4 separate regions of the Homo sapiens genome follow, and all the other regions are linked to region 1. The links are chromatin contacts, found by Hi-C or POLR2A ChIA-PET in ENCODE. All regions are on one chromosome and are shown on one strand. Each heading gives the region's core, a stretch centred on a gene start or an enhancer-like site at or near the end of the contact. The rest is flanking DNA. Distances are from core to core; before and after follow the strand shown.

Evidence for each region. A loop is a pair of places that touch in the nucleus more often than their neighbours do. ChIA-PET counts read pairs that join two places held with the same protein, here RNA polymerase II (POLR2A). Pooled maps may share reads with other maps.
Region 2: a map of CD4-positive, alpha-beta memory T cell shows a loop between it and region 1 (32-fold over the local background). The contact joins the promoter of TMEM208 here to the promoter of CTCF in region 1. A Hi-C loop is called at or near these places in 2 of 168 maps with a recorded cell type or tissue (CD4-positive, alpha-beta memory T cell and naive thymus-derived CD4-positive, alpha-beta T cell), 1 of 37 single-sample maps with no recorded cell type and 13 of 50 pooled maps. POLR2A ChIA-PET finds 5 or more read pairs at or near these places in 3 of 52 experiments (MCF 10A, activated T-cell and naive thymus-derived CD4-positive, alpha-beta T cell).
Region 3: a pooled map shows a loop between it and region 1 (14-fold over the local background). The contact joins the promoter of SLC12A4 here to the promoter of CTCF in region 1. A Hi-C loop is called at or near these places in 10 of 50 pooled maps. POLR2A ChIA-PET finds 5 or more read pairs at or near these places in 4 of 52 experiments (Caco-2, H1, HepG2 and 1 more).
Region 4: a map with no recorded cell type shows a loop between it and region 1 (16-fold over the local background). The contact joins the promoter of TRADD here to the promoter of CTCF in region 1. A Hi-C loop is called at or near these places in 5 of 37 single-sample maps with no recorded cell type and 7 of 50 pooled maps. POLR2A ChIA-PET finds 5 or more read pairs at or near these places in 3 of 52 experiments (MCF 10A, WTC11 and activated CD4-positive, alpha-beta memory T cell).

The regions. Positions count from the first base shown.
Region 1 is chr16:67,560,082-67,563,867 of GRCh38, forward strand. It overlaps CTCF (CCCTC-binding factor), which reads left to right and starts at 2,445. Exons shown (of 12, transcript NM_006565.4): 1 at 2,445-2,643. CTCF-DT (CTCF divergent transcript) reads right to left here and starts at 2,228. Exons shown (of 1, transcript NR_158165.1): 1 at 1,330-2,228. It overlaps LOC124903703 (a long non-coding RNA gene), which reads right to left and starts at 3,369. Exons shown (of 2, transcript XR_007065094.1): 1 at 3,214-3,369. RefSeq lists enhancers at 1,537-1,586, 1,607-1,656, 2,801-3,663 and silencers at 1,887-2,896, 3,417-3,516.
Region 2 is chr16:67,225,572-67,229,323 of GRCh38, forward strand. TMEM208 (transmembrane protein 208) reads left to right here and starts at 1,559. Exons shown (of 6, transcript NM_014187.4): 1 at 1,559-1,653; 2 at 2,265-2,360; 3 at 2,784-2,843; 4 at 2,924-3,060; 5 at 3,226-3,310; 6 at 3,405-3,707. The coding sequence starts at 1,648. The coding sequence ends at 3,542. It also overlaps the pseudogene FBXL9P. RefSeq lists an enhancer at 1,362-1,711.
Region 3 is chr16:67,966,951-67,970,345 of GRCh38, forward strand. SLC12A4 (solute carrier family 12 member 4) reads right to left here and starts at 1,687. Exons shown (of 24, transcript NM_005072.5): 1 at 1,489-1,687. The coding sequence starts at 1,603. RefSeq lists silencers at 580-639, 1,150-1,479, 1,610-1,939.
Region 4 is chr16:67,157,684-67,161,521 of GRCh38, forward strand. TRADD (TNFRSF1A associated via death domain) reads right to left here and starts at 2,226. Exons shown (of 5, transcript NM_003789.4): 1 at 2,155-2,226. FBXL8 (F-box and leucine rich repeat protein 8) reads left to right here and starts at 2,274. Exons shown (of 3, transcript NM_018378.3): 1 at 2,274-2,373. RefSeq lists an enhancer at 1,395-1,654 and silencers at 2,255-2,394, 3,415-3,504.

The DNA of each region.
Region 1 (3,786 bases), core at 1,195-3,694:
CTGAGATCACACCATTGCACTCCAGCCTGGGCGATAAGAGCAAAACTCCGTCTCAAAAAAAAAAAAAAGAAATGAGAAAAATTGGGTCCTGGTGTTGAGAAGCTGTACTATCCCTTTTCTTCATGTCTGTACCCAAGCAGCTGAATGTTGGAGAAAAACCAACACACTGGGCCAACTGGTTTACCTTTAACATCATGATCACAAACCTCAGATGAGTACCCAATGCCACCAAGGCAATCCTGTTAAGGACTTGCCTTCCCTCTCCCCTGCACTTGCATCTGTCTTCACCTTTGTTGCCCTTATCATGAATGGAAGCATCCCTGTTCCTCTCCAAGGTCAACCCTCCCTGTTTCCTTATATCTTCTGATGGATTTCACTCCTATATAGGTCAAGCAAGCCTCCTCTCTCCTGGATCACCCATCTTTCTTCCCCACCATATCCCTCCCAATGGCACATAAACATGCTCTGGGAACCCTACCATCTTTTATTTTATTTATTATTATTTTTTGAGATGGAGTCCCGCTTTGTTGCCCAGGCTGGAGTGCTGTGGCCCAATCTTGGCTCTCTGCAACCTCTGCCTCCCGGGTTCAAGCAATTCTCCTGCCTCAGCCTCCCCAGTAGCTTGGATTACAGGCGCGCGATACCATGCCCAACTAATTTTTGTATTTTTAGTAGAGACCGGGTTTCACCATATTGGCCAGGCTGGTCTCGAACTCCTGACCTCAGGTGATCCACCTGCCTTGGCCTCCCAAAGTGCTAGGATAACAGGCGTGAGCCACTGCGCCCGGCCCCTACTATCTTTTAAAAGATTTCTTTCTATATCTATCCCCAAACTTATCTGGTCCCTTCACAGCAAAACCTCTCTCAAATTGCATACATGTGCTGTCTCCATTTCCTCACTTTCCTGGTGACTGTTTAACCCATTCCGGTCAGGTCCACCTCCCTGATATACTCACGTGAATCAAGCCAAGGCCATCAGTGACATTCTCCAGTGACTTGCAAGGTGACCCAATCCAATAGCCACATCTCTGGCCCAAGTTTATCACACCGCTCAGCTGATGCCTCCTACCTGAAACCTTCTCTGCCCAGGGATTCCACAACTCAGCGCTAGCTTTCATGACTTCCTAGATGCTGCCTTTCAGACTCCTTCTCCATTACCCTCCCAATATTGGAGTGCCCCAGGATTTGGCCATGGAATTTCTCTTCACTCTTTCCTCCAAGCCAAGCCAGGGGTCGTAAACTGACAGCTCATCTGTGTGGTTTAATCAGCTCATGAAGTTTAAAAACATCTGATTCAGTTGCTAACATCTAAAAACTCTGGAGATTTGACATCTTAAAAATACAGATTTTTTTATTCCTTTAGGGGAAAAAAAAAGAGTATGTTATTGGGCCAGCATTCTCACAACGGAACGGTCAGATGGATGGAGAAGAAGCTGCTCCCTAGATATTGGGTCCATTTGATATCTAAGGGAAGAGTCATATTCCCTGTAAGTACCAAAAGGCTCTCATCCCAGAGCCACCAGCACCTTGCAGTCAGTTCTTGGTCAACTTGACTGCAGGTTGGGAAGGGTCCGCAGGCGCCTCCTGGGGAGGGGTGGGACTGAAGGTCTCCGCCCACAGAGAACAGCTCTCCCGCAAAGACAAGAAATGCACGTTTCCACAGAATTACACAGCGCTAAATACAGAAACTCCTTTCAGTAAAAAGCGATTGCTATGAACGTGTTAAAGCATCAAGTCTGGTTTTCCGCCACCTCTCCGGGCTGAGGTGGCCTGGGGACACCAAGAGGAGGCCCTCCCACTCTCCTCTCGCACCCGCTTTTAGGTGGCCCTCTTCTAGGGCGGAGAGATCACCAAAAGCCGCTGAGCAAGGACAGCCCTTCCAGTCGTCGCTCGCGGGCACGGAGCTGGGAGCGCGCGGGAACCGACCGGGCCTTACTCTGGGGCGGGCAGCTGTAAGACATTCGGAGGGCGGGTCGGGCCTGGCTGGGGCGGAGACTGGGCGGGGCCGGGCCCGGGAGCCTCCTCAGCCCCACTGGCTTGCCCCGCGCGCGCTTCCTCCAGCCACCCCCACTTCCCCAACCCTGTACGGGTTCAGGGGGCCGGAGACAGCAGCTAGGGAATAAGGTCAAGCGGACTGGATCCGGCACCGCCCAGGGGCGGCGGCCTCCGCCCAGGAAGCCCCACCCAGCGGGAGCCAGGACGCCGCGGCGCCGGCAGAGCCCACGAGCGACCCGGCGAGGGCGCGTGCGGCGTGACGACGCGACTCGCGGCGCGTCCCGTGACGCCATCGCGCCCGCTTTTGAAAGTTGGCGCCCGGGGCCGCCTCCCATGCTGCCCTGCGCCAACCCCTCCCCTCACCTTTCCTCCCCCGCCCTCTACTCGCCGCCCGGCCGGTCCCCCCACCCGTCCCTTCCCTTATCAGCACCCGCGGCCCCGGCAGCGCCGACGCAGGCGCACTGCACCGCGCCGCCGCCATTTTGTGTCTGAGCCTGTGGAGCGATTAAACCGTGCGCGGAGCTGCTTCTTTGGCGGCAGCGGCGGCGGCGGTGGCCGGTGCGGACGCGCGGAGCTCGCCGGAGACGCCGGGTGGCCGGAGCCGTGGAGCGGCGGCGGAGCGGGCGCCGCGGGGGGTGTGGCGCGGAGGTAAGGGGGCCCGGGGTGGAGGAGGTTTCGCGGGCCGCCTCTAGGTGTCACGATGGGGCCGCTCCGGTCGGCGCTGGCTGCAGCCCGGCGCCAGCGCCGCCGCCGGGGGGTGTTTGTCTCCCTCTACCGTCCCTGCTGCGGCGCGGCCGCCGCCATTGCCCGTCGCCGCCGTGGCCCGGCCGCCCCCCCCACCCCCACGCCCGCCCGCCCGCCCGCCCGCTAGGCCTCCCTCCTGGCAGCGCGCTAGGCCTCGGGCGGCGGCAGAGGCAGAGGCCCGCGCGCCCGGCGACTCCATTTTCCTTCCTTTGTCTGCCCTCGAGGCCGGTTCTTGGCCGGCCGATCGCCCGGCCGCGGCCCGCCCTCTGTCCTGTGTCCTCCGCCCCTCCCGCGGCGGGTGGCCCCAGCTGAGACACTATCTCCGCGTCCCGGCTTCGGCGCCCGCCTAGCTTAAGGGTTCGGACCGACTGCCGCCGCGCGCTAAGCCAGGTCCCGGTGCCGTATGGGTGTCGGGCCCTGGCCGTCGCGTCTCGGGCTGCCCCTCCTCCAGCCAGCCCCGTCCCCGGAACCTACCCTGCCGGCCTGCGTGCCTTCCCAGCTGCTTGGCTGCTCGGCGGTCGCTCCCAGTCCGCGCGTCGCCGCCGCTGGTCTCCGTCTCCGCCGAGTGGCGCAGGCGGCGCTGCAGCGGCTGCGAGCAGAGGGACCCCAGAGCTGCCGAGAGCTCCCTCTGCAAGGCTGGCTGAGCTGCTCGCACCTCTACGCTGCCTGAGCGGGCGGGGGGACGCGCGCTCGCCGCCCCCGCTGCGCCCCCAAACTCGCGCCCGGGTTCCTGGCCGGACCCGACCGGTGCGGCCCCCCCACGGTGGGCGGAAAAGATGCGAGTTCCGCACCAAGTAGTTTTTATCCAGCCGGGTTCGGACTCCCCAGCCGAGTGATAGCAGCCTGACTTTGTGCGCTCAGAGATCTCAAAGGGACTGAAACTTAAATTTCATTCTGATCTCAAGTGACGTGACAAATTTCTGAATTTGGGAGTATGGGCTAAGTCCCTTGAGTTTCCCTCCCGCTTTAAAATGTCCTCACACTAACTTAGTACCTGATGCTCTAGGGCTAGGTGAAGGCGGTTCTGCCCCAGGATTGTGCAACTCG
Region 2 (3,752 bases), core at 309-2,808, 340 kb before region 1:
CCTGGGATCCCCTTCTTGAAGCTTAACTTCACCAACCCATTGTGATCTCTCCTTCCTTTCTCAGATGCCAAGCACGCAGGCACAGTGCTCAGCCAGTGCTTACTGGATTAAATTAAGGTTGGACAGTCCAGTCCTCTACCTCTATTTTCACCAAGAGTATGCTCAGGGAAGGGGTCGGGGAAATAAAGCAGTCATTACTGAGAGGACAATGACTGGCAGAATAGACTTCTGGGCCAGGAAGGGAGGCATAGGGAAGACAGTATTGATGGGGACTGGGACTGACCAAGTCCCAATCCCTCCAGGGAGGCACGGAAGCCTGTTTGAGCTGAGTTAAGACAGTGGCCATCCTGTCTTCTGGGGCTAAGCAGCCAGCCCAAGAGCAAAGGGAGAGGGGAACAAACCTGTCATCCCTTGGGGTGAGTCGGGAAGGGACACAATTCATTGACCTAAGAAGAGGGTGGCCTTTCTAGAGGGACAAGAGGAGGCAGTGATGAGGATGGAGTGACCATCCCATGAGTCCCATCTCAAGGGGGCTACTGGAGATAATGATTGGTCACTCATGGGGTCTATGGGGATGGAAATAGATAGCCCCTAAAGCTAAGGGGGAAAGGGATAGCACTGCAAGCTCAATAGGGGTGGGAACAGGCCTATTTTTGCTAAGGACAGGAGCATCATTCCAGGACCGATGGGAAAGGGTGGCCTGTTTCCCATGGGCAGAGAGAGGGGGCTGCCAACCCTCAGGACAAAAGAGATGGAGAAGCCATTCCAACAGGCCACTGAAGACAAAACCTGTTATCTCCCTGGCAGATGGGGCAGAGTGGTCTTGCCCCTGGCTAAGGGGAAGGAGCAAACATCCCACGGAGTGAAAGAGGTAAGGGCGGCCATCACTAGGGGCCTAGGAATGGGGAACAGGCCTATCCTTGTTAAAGGAACTCAGAGATCATTGCAGTTGATGGGGAGGGAGCAGTCTGTTTCCCACTGCCAGGGAGAAGGGGCGGCCGTCTCTGTAGGAAATGGAGAGATCATCCCAAGGGACCAATGGGGATAAGATCAGTTACCCTTCGGGACGATGAGATGGAGCGGACATCTTCCAGAACTGAGCGGGGAGGAGACAGCCACTTCAAGGGAAGGGGATGGGCAGAGGGCCTGTTCTCGCGGAGATGACAGGGCAGCTATCTTCTGGGGCCGATAGGGAAGGGGAGGACGGTCCCCCAAGCTAAAGGGACAGAGTGGCCCAAAGGAGGAACCGTTACCCAGAGCTAGAAGGTCCCGGGATCGGGAGGGCGGGTCGTTTCCGCCAGGCTGGAGGGGCCGGGCTAGCTATCTGACAGCCCCTCCCCAAAGCTCAGGACCGCGAGGGCGGGGCCTGTCCAGAGCTAGGCCTGAGGGCGGCTTCCTCTCACCTCCAGGGGCAGCGACTCCGCCATCGCATCCCTGCCGCCTCCGCCCCCACTGCGCAAGGCTTTCTGGGAAATGTAGTCTCGCCTCTTTGGGGCGGGGCTTGGGAAGGAAGTGAGACCTATTTCCGTCGCAAAAGCTGACGACTTCGGTCTGCGCCGGAAGTGCATGAGCTGCCGATGTGGTGCTTAGTGATTGCGGTTTCGGTCGCTCTCCCGTGTTTCCCGGGCTGGGTATTTGCCTCGCACCATGGCGGTAAGGAGGATGGATAGGGCGGGGTCCGCACCAGCAAAGCTCTCCAGGGGCTGTGAGAGTGAAAACTGAGAAAGAACATTAAGGGATATGGGGTGGGCCAGAGCGGGGCGCCATCCCTGGCCAGACCGTGCTAGAGCTGGGCTGGGGGGATGGCGGCGCAGGACCATACCAGGACTAGTGCCAGAGCGGGGTGGGCATCAGTACCAGGGCAGGCCAGAGATCTAAGTGACCTGAGGTGGGGGTTAACCCAGATCGGGACTACGCCAGCGGAGGCCTGAGAGAGGCACCATTCAACTCCGCTCAGGAGTACCCTTGGAAGAGTCGTTAGCCTAAAGCCAGACTACCACGGGATCCAGAGGCGGTATTAGCTTAGGATTGAATTGTTCCAGGGCGAGCAAGAGGCGATTGATCCTAGCTGCGGGTGCTGGAGAGATGGCGTCAGCCCTAGGCAGAATGGACTGGAGGATGGGTGGACATCCCAGGGATTTTGCTAGGTTTCTGCACTACGGGGACCTGGCTGAGTTGCGGATGGAGCTCTATAGCTCACCAGGCTGGTGGGGAGAATGAGGAGGACCGTGGCCTCCTGACGGCATCTCATCATTCCTCTGCAGCCCAAGGGCAAAGTGGGCACGAGAGGGAAGAAGCAGATATTTGAAGAGAACAGAGAGACTCTGAAGTTCTACCTGCGGATCATACTGGGGGCCAATGTAAGTGCCTACCTCCTTGCTTCTATGCCCACTTATAGTCAGTTCCCTAGTCCTCAGCCCTGCTTGGTGACGAGGAGTGGTACCCGAAAAAGCTCTAGAAGAGAGCTCCAGTCAAAAAGAAATGAGAGATCTGGGCACAGAGAAAGTGCTAACTAGTAAAACACAAAGAAAATGAAGGCGTGAGTCGTAGCTGAATTTGAGAGCTCTTCCTACCTCCAAGTACACAAAGGCTTCTTTCCTGGGCTGAGTTGGGTGTCAGAGGAGAGTGGGTATTTGGGATTCAGGGAGCAGGGCCCTTTCTTCAACCCTGTAAGAACAACCTTGCTCCTCCCACAGCCTGGCCTAATTCTTGGTCAGAGTTGAGGGAGACCCATGGTTTGGAGGTAACTTCTGACCCCAACCTGATCCTGTGATTGCTTGCAGGCCATTTACTGCCTTGTGACGTTGGTCTTCTTTTACTCATCTGCCTCATTTTGGGCCTGGGTAAGTATCTCCATCCTGGGAGGTGGATGAGTGCGTAGGGTCAGTGGCTGGCCTTTGATACCCTCATTCTTGCTCTGCAGTTGGCCCTGGGCTTTAGTCTGGCAGTGTATGGGGCCAGCTACCACTCTATGAGCTCGATGGCACGAGCAGCGTTCTCTGAGGATGGGGCCCTGATGGATGGTGGCATGGACCTCAACATGGAGCAGGGCATGGCAGAGTGAGTGTCCCCCACCGCCAGCCCAGGTGAGCGGCCCCAGGGCTGGGGCCCAGATAGCCCAAGAAGCACAGCTACTTGTAACTTGAAAAGGGTGGAAGGGAGTTGCAACTTGAAAAGGGTGGAAGGGCCCATATGCTGTCTTTCCAGCTTTATTTCTATCCACAGGCACCTTAAGGATGTGATCCTACTGACAGCCATCGTGCAGGTGCTCAGCTGCTTCTCTCTCTATGTCTGGTCCTTCTGGCTTCTGGTATGTGGGCTGGGGGCGCTCCCAAGAAGGGGCATCTAACCCTCCCCATCTTTTATTCCCTGCATCTTGCTTCAAGTTACCGTTTCTCTTGTAGGCTCCAGGCCGGGCCCTTTACCTCCTGTGGGTGAATGTGCTGGGCCCCTGGTTCACTGCAGACAGTGGCACCCCAGCACCAGAGCACAATGAGAAACGGCAGCGCCGACAGGAGCGGCGGCAGATGAAGCGGTTATAGCCATTGACATTGTGGCCACAGGCCACTGGCCCTGGGTGGCTCTGTCAGGGTGCACAGCCCCTCATGCCTGGAGCAATGAGGGTCTAGTCCAGGGGCCAAAAGCAGTCTGAGGTATTGGGTATACTTATACTCTATAGGGTCGTTGAATAAATGGCTTAGAATGTGGCTGATGGCTGTGTGGGTGATGAGGGATGAGGCAGGAAAAGCTGG
Region 3 (3,395 bases), core at 437-2,936, 410 kb after region 1:
AGGCTCAGCTCTGCCTGCCCACTGGTCCAGGCTGATCCTGGGGATGCAGCCCAGTCTACCCTCTGGGGAGAGAGGTCCTCCCAGGGTTAGGGAAGCAGGAATGCTGGCTTTTGCTTTGACCACTTGAATCAAGCTAGGGGCAGACAAGGGCATGGAGGCTGGGGCACTCACACAGCTGTCAAGCCTGTAAAACCTCTGCAATGTCCAGCAGCCCATGCCACTGTCCTGTGCTACCTCTGCACATGGCAGTCAAGTGATACACACACATAGCCATCATTCACATTGGGCATGGATCATCTCAGTCGTGTCACCATCACAGATGGATCAGAGGTCCAGACAACGTCACCTGACACGTGTCAACCACACACTTCCTACATATCTCCATCATGATCGGTCACAGATATCACAGGCATTTATCATCAGTCAAATCACCATCCTCATCACTGTCAACCCTGCAGGAAACAGGGGCTGTGAGAATGCCCTGACCTGAACCAGCCTTCACCCTGTGATACCCACAGCTACACACTTGTACAAGCACAATTACACATGCATATGCCACTACGTACACAGACACATGTCCTCAGCCGTGTTCGTGCTCCGAGGGTGGGCCTTAACAAGAACAGCCCTCTGGGGGGCCTCCTGGGGTAGGAGATAGAGAAAGGGCTGTGGAGAGACGCGGGCACCTGGGAGGAAGGAGGAGGGAGATGGGGCTTACCTCTCGGCCCTGGCACCTAAGTTAAAGAGTTAAGGTGCTGGAATCTCAAACCCAGGCTTGACTGCCCCTGGGCAAGTTATATAACCGCCACCCCTCCCTTCACTGCTTCCTAATGAGAGTAACAGTACTTATCCCAAGGGTGATGCTGGAGGATTAAACGAGTTAACTCACTTCAAGTGCCTAGACACGTCCGGCTCCATGTGAGTGCTTCACTGAGGCCCACTGTCCCTACAGATCTACACCGGCGCACTCACGGGCAGTTACCCATAGACCCCCCAGTAGGCACACTCTGGCCAGAGTGCAGGTAGGCGCAGAGAGGCACACGGAGGGGTTTGGGCAGTTGGGGAGCGGATCGTCTCAAAGGCAAAGACGCTGAATCTCAAATGAGGAACCGAGGCGAGAAAAGGATGTGGGATTCACCGAAGTTGAAGGGCCGGGAAGGGCCTGAGATGGGGTCTCGGCCCTGTCCCCAAGCCGGGCGGCCCGGCCGGCTGGCCTCCCTGGGCGGCCACGTCTGCAGCCCCCGCCCGGGGCCCACAGGGGAGGAGCTGGGGTGGAGAAAGCGGCCGGGCGCGGGCGCCGGGGGCCGAGGAAAATCGTGTCTGCGCGCGCAGGGCGGGGAGCCAGTGGCAGCGGCGCGGTCCAAAAAAAGTTGAGTCCGCACCGACGTGTGCGCGCAAGGTCCCGGGATAGGTGCGGGCGCGGGCCCGGGATGGCGGCCCCGGGTGGCAGGCCCCGCTGCCCCGCCACGGCCCCTCAGAACGCGCCCTCACCGTCCGAGTCATCCAGCTCGGCGCGCTCCCCGTAGTCCACCCAACTGAGCCCCTCGAGGTTGTCATAGTCGCCGCGCCTCGGCCCGTCCACTGGCACCACGGTGAAGTGAGGCATCGTGCGGGCTCGGCCCCGCCGCACCCGCCGTCCCAGCCGCCCGCCGCTGTCCCCGCCGCTGTCCCCGCCGCCCCGGGCCGACACGCCCCGCCCGCTCGCATTCCTCCCCGCTGCGCTCACTTCCTCCGCCCGCCCCCCGGGCCGCCCCTCGGGGGCGGAGAGCGGGAGGGGCTCGGCCGGCTCCTCCCAGAGCGGGGGCCCTGGTGGCGGGAAGACCCCTGGGCGGGAGCACTCCTAGTGGCTCCACGGCCTGGGGGCGGGCCCGATTCCTGTGTGACCTCGGGTGAGAGGCCGCCCTCTCTGAGCCCCAGATGCAACATTTGTAAAATGGGGGAAACACACTTCCACCTCGGGGTTGTTTTAGGGCTCCGTGAGATGGGTCGCGGAGTGTCCTGGCTCTGCGCCCTGGGCTTACGAAGCGCTCTGTTACTTAGGGACGGGGCAGGGTAGGCCGGACCGGCCCAGGACTGCAGAAGCCACCTGCCCAGGGCCTCCCACCAACCCCGTATACCTCCTTCCCATTTCCAGCGTCTGCATCCCATTTCTCCGCGACCCTGGGAACCAGACCCCCGCGAAGGTCCCGTCCCAGCCCTGGGCCCTCTAGCTGCAGCCTCTCCTGTTGGAGGCAGCTGGGGATTCTCGGTCCCTCCCCAGGGGCTGCTGCGTCCTCCGCAGGAAGAACACGCACACCCACCCTTCCCCGCCCCGCTTGCCTCGCTTGCCTTTTTGGGACAGTGCACTGGGTGCTGTAGCCAAGTCCCTTCATTTTAACTTTCTCTATCTCGCCTCCTGGGTGTTCCTCTATCCAAGCCGTTTACTTATTTGCTTTTAACGTTTCTTTCACTTTCTTCTCCACTGCTTCAGATTACTTATCTAGCTGGCTTTACTATTTTTTTCTCTATCAGAAAACCCCAGAGCCCATCTTACTTGTCTATCTCCACTCTTCTCCCTCGCGTGGCTCGGGTGGCGTCCTCTGACTACGCCTACTGCCAGCCTCCAGCCCTTGGGGTGGGGGGTACGGAATCAGAGCCGCTGGGCCCCGCAAGACGACCCCCGAGCTTACCACCCTCTGACCCCTCCCCCAGGGCCCCCGCAGCGGGCCCGCCGACCTGACCCCCCCGCCCCTCACGCCACCTTCGGCCGCCCACAGTAGCGGCCTTCCTACTGGACTCCCTGCCCTCGCCCCTGCTCACGTAGAGCCGCCTCTTCTGAAGGAAAATCCTACTAGCTCCGGGCCCATAAGGCCCTGCCCAATGCGGCCGGACCCCGACCTCTGCAGGCGCATCCCTCGCCACCCACCTCGCAGCCTCAGCCCTTCAAATCTCTCTCTCTCACCTGAGACCTATAGTTTCTGGGCATCACCCACTGTTCACTCTGGGGGACATCTACCTAGCCTCTGTCCCTACCCTCACTTATCAAATTCCTGATCCAGGCCTGGCGCGGTGGCTCACGCCGGTAATCCCAACACTTTGGGAGGCTGAGGCGGGAGGATCACCTGAGGTCAGGAGTTTGAGACCAGCGTGGTCAAATAGTGAAACCCCGTCTCTACTAAAAATACAAAAAAATTAGCTGGGCGTGGTGGCGGGTGCTTGTAATCCCAGCTAGTTGGGAGGCTGAGGCAGGAGAATCACTTGAACCCGGGAGGCAGAGGTTTCAGTGAACCGAGATGGCGCCATTGCACTCCAGCAAGAGCGAAACACTGTCTCAAACAGACAAAAAACCTCCAAGGCCGGCCTGGTGGCTCAAGCCTGTAATCCCAGAACTTTGGGAGGCCAAGGCGGGTGGATCGCCT
Region 4 (3,838 bases), core at 976-3,475, 400 kb before region 1:
AACACAAATTGCTCTATTCCTTCCCTGTCCAGAAAAAGCCAGGGCCCCTTGGTGCTAGTATAGTATCTCCTTCCTCCATCTTCTGACAAAAACCTAGCTCTGGACCAGCGGGGGCAAAATTCCCAGCCAAGGAACCACTGCACTGACCTACAGCTCAATGGTCTCCCAGTTACTACCCCGTGAGACAGCAAGTAGAAAACTGCCTCCTCTTTCTCCCCACCTCACCCTTTTCCTACCCACCCTTTTCCTATAATCATGGGCTCAAGGCCCTACCTCCTGCCCCATCAGTCACACTCCTGTACTCTCATCAGGGTTTATATATGGTGGGCTAAGAGGAGTGTTGAGTGTTAGCTATGGGGCAGGACAGATGGGGTGGCCCAGCTGCCATCTGTTTACATGAGGAACAGGAAGCTGTCCTCCTGCCCTGGCCTCCCAAAGTGCTGCGATTACAGGAGTAAGGCACTACTCTCGACCTTTGTTTTTTCAATTGTCTTGTTTTTGAGACAGGGTCTTGCTCTGTCACCCAGGCTGGAGTGCAGTGGCACTATCGCAGCTCACTGCAGCCTTGACCTTCCCAGCTCAAGCAACCCTCTCACCTCAACCTTTCAAGTAGCTGGGACTTTAGGCACACGCCGCCATGCCTGGCTAGTTTTTGTATTTTTAGTAGAGATGGAGTTTCACCATGTTGCCCAGGCTGGTCTCAAACTCCTGGGCTCAAGCGATCTGCCCACCTCAGCTTCCCAAAGTGCTGGGTTACAGGTGTGAGGCACCACACCCAGCCTTCTAATCTTTTCATAGAAAACATTAATACTTGTGTACTTACGCCAAACCACAGTCTGGATAGTAACAGGAAGTTTGCATTTTGTTTATCTCTGGGCAGGATGAAGGAAGGTAGGTGGGGGTGGGGAAGGATTGTGGGTGATTTTTATTTTCTTTGTATTTAGCAATATTTTCTGCTTTATGTGAAGTAGACATATTTTCTTTGTATTAAAAGAGCAAAATAAATTTGTTTTCTTTAAAAGCAAAACAAGAAAAAACAGGAAACTCTGCAGGTGACAAGTGGGTCCATAATAGGGAGCCAGCCACGGAGGTGAGATAAGGGGGGAGTCCTTCGAAAGTGGCCTGGGGAGTAGGAGAGAGTGGGAACTTCCCCTGGAAACATTCCCTCTTTCATGTCTTTCTGGCCCCTTGACTTGAGAGTGCTTGACTTGGTTATGGTCCCACCCCAAGGGGTGGAAGTGGGGACCGAACAGGACCATTGTCTGCCCATCAGGTCTGTGGGGGTCGAGGGGGAGGTGGGGAGTACTGGGAACCTGGAGACTGGGGATGCTTTCTCACACTCACTAGTACTAGAAGATGGGGAAGGTGAACCAGGCTGGAGGTCGAGTTAACAGGGTAAAGAGGCCAGGGCCCTAGTTTCGCATCCGCCGACTGGCAGCTCTTCTTACGTGTTCTTTCACGGAAGCCCCTCCTTGGGAAGCCCCGCGCCCCACCCACCAGGAGTCGTCCCTTTTTGGGCGGGGCTGAGGCTTCCAGGCTGGGTCCTGAGAAAGTTTGGTGGCCGGAGACTGTGGGGCGCTTAGGTACCGACCTAACAACTTCTGCGCCTGTTTCCAGGGACGAGCCACGCACGGTGCCCCCTGAACACCTAACAGTCCCGGGGGCAGCCCCACCTCTGGCTGGGTGGACAGAGACAGCCTGTGGGCGTGGCCCAGAACTGAAAGCCTGTGACTCCTTGCGACCCGCCGGGCACACCCCCTACTCAGCTACGCAGCTCCCGAGCGCTTGAGGGGAGCTTCCCAGGCTCCCACTAGCCCACCCTCAAGCTGGGGTTTCGCACGTGCGATCGGCTGGGGTGGGCAAGGGGGTCTCCGCTCAAGGAAAGTATTCAGAACCAGCCCCTTCTCCCCCACCCTCTCTCCTGCAGGGCCCTACTGCACCTCGAAAGTGCTGGCAGGGACGAGGAGCCTGCGGGGGCCAAATTCCGTACCGTCCCCCGCCTCCCACGGTGTTCGAACAGCTCAGTAGACCGCCGCCACCAGCTGGCTGGAGCAGCCGCCGGTGACATCTGCGCCGCGCCCACGCTTCGGAGCCAAGATCCACCTCCTCTCCCGCCCGCACCGGGGAGCCCACCCACCCACCTGCTGCACTAACCTGGCCGCCTCGGCGGGGCCTGGGTTCCCACGCCCGCCAGGCTCCGCTCTACTCCGCCGCTTCCGGGTGTGCGCGGAGGCGCTGGGGCGGTGCCCTAGCCCGAGCCGCCCCGTCCGCCCGCGCGTCCCGCCCCGCGGGCTCCCGGTGGCTGCTTCCCGTCCGCTGTCCTCTGCTGCCAGTCCCCTGCCCCGGGCAAAGCCCATCTGGTCCGCCGAGCAGGTAAGACACCAGCGCCCAAGGTTAGACGGCAGGAAGACCCGACTTTGGGGGTTTGCGATTCTTACGAGGCGGGGGGCTCGTAAGAGCTACAGCTGCCAGACTTCGGTAAATCAAGGGGGCGCCCCCTGGAGACCAGAATTTTCTGGTACCCCTGGGGATCCGGCTTCAAGATCGCTGCTACCAGTGGGCACTCAAAACGGGGTGCCCATGGGTCCCAGGTACAAGCCCGGCCGAACGTATCTGAAGCCCCAGGAAACACGTGGCACAAATTCCGGGAGAAACTGTTAGCCCGGAAGATATGGGAACATTAACTGGCGAGTAGTGTGAAGCCTTGTGTACACAAACCTTTAAGAACCTTAAAACAAGATTGGCGGCCGGGCGCGGTGGCTCACGCCTGTAATCCCAGCACTTTGGAAGGCCGAGGCAGGTGGATCACCTGAGGTCAGGAGTTTGAGACCAGCCTGGCCAATATGGTGAAACCCCGTCTCTACTAAAAATACAAAAATTAGCCCGGCGAGGTGGCGCGCGCCTGGAGTCCCAGCTACTCGGGAGGCTGAGGCAGAAGAATCGCTTGAACCCGCGAGGCGGAGTTTGCAGTGAGCCGAGATCTCGCCACTGCACTCCAGCCTGGGCGACACAGCTAGATTCCGTCTCAAAACAAAACAAAACAAAAACAAACAGGATTGGCAACTTCAAAGAGGACGCACACTTTCCAGTAACCCATCCCCCTCTAAAGGCTGCGCTCCAGGGTGGGTCTGCGGAGTTCCAGCCGAACCCAAATTGCTCAGCGGGAGCCAGGGCTGCTCAGGGGTCGGAACTTAAATCTTGAGCCCCTCAGGCCCCAGAACCGTCAGGTCCCAGAGACCCAAGTTTTTTTTCATCCAGTGGGGCTGTCTTAGGAAGCACCCGGGACATCTCCCCGGCGAGGCGGAGGCGGGGAAGGAGCCTCCCCTCCAGGGGTGGATCCAGCTTTGCCCCGCCCACGCCTCGCTTCCTGATTGGCTCATGGTCCCTGACAAAGAAAAGCCTACATTAACGCTCCCGCCTTATTAACCCTGTAGTCACTTTCTACTAACCGGCGGGGTTAAGATGGGGTTTCTCAGGCCGGGCGCGGTGGCTCATGCCCGTAATCCCAGCACTTTGGGAGGCCCAGGCGGGCCGATCGCTTGAGCCTAGGAGTTCGAGGTCAGTCTGGGCAACAAAGCGAGACCTCGTCTCTGCAACAAAATTACAAAAATTAGCCAGGCGTGGTGGCGTGCCCCTGTAGTCCCAGCTACTCGGGAGGCTGAGGTGGGAGGATTGCTTGAGCCCGGGAGACTGAGGGTGCAGTGAGTTGTGATTGCGCCACTGCACTCCAGCCTGGGTAAAGAGCGAGACCCTGTCTCAAAAAAAAAGAAAAAAAAAAAAAAAAGTGGGAGGGGAGTTCTCAACGTGGAACCTGTGGAGTCACAGGGGCTTGTTGAAA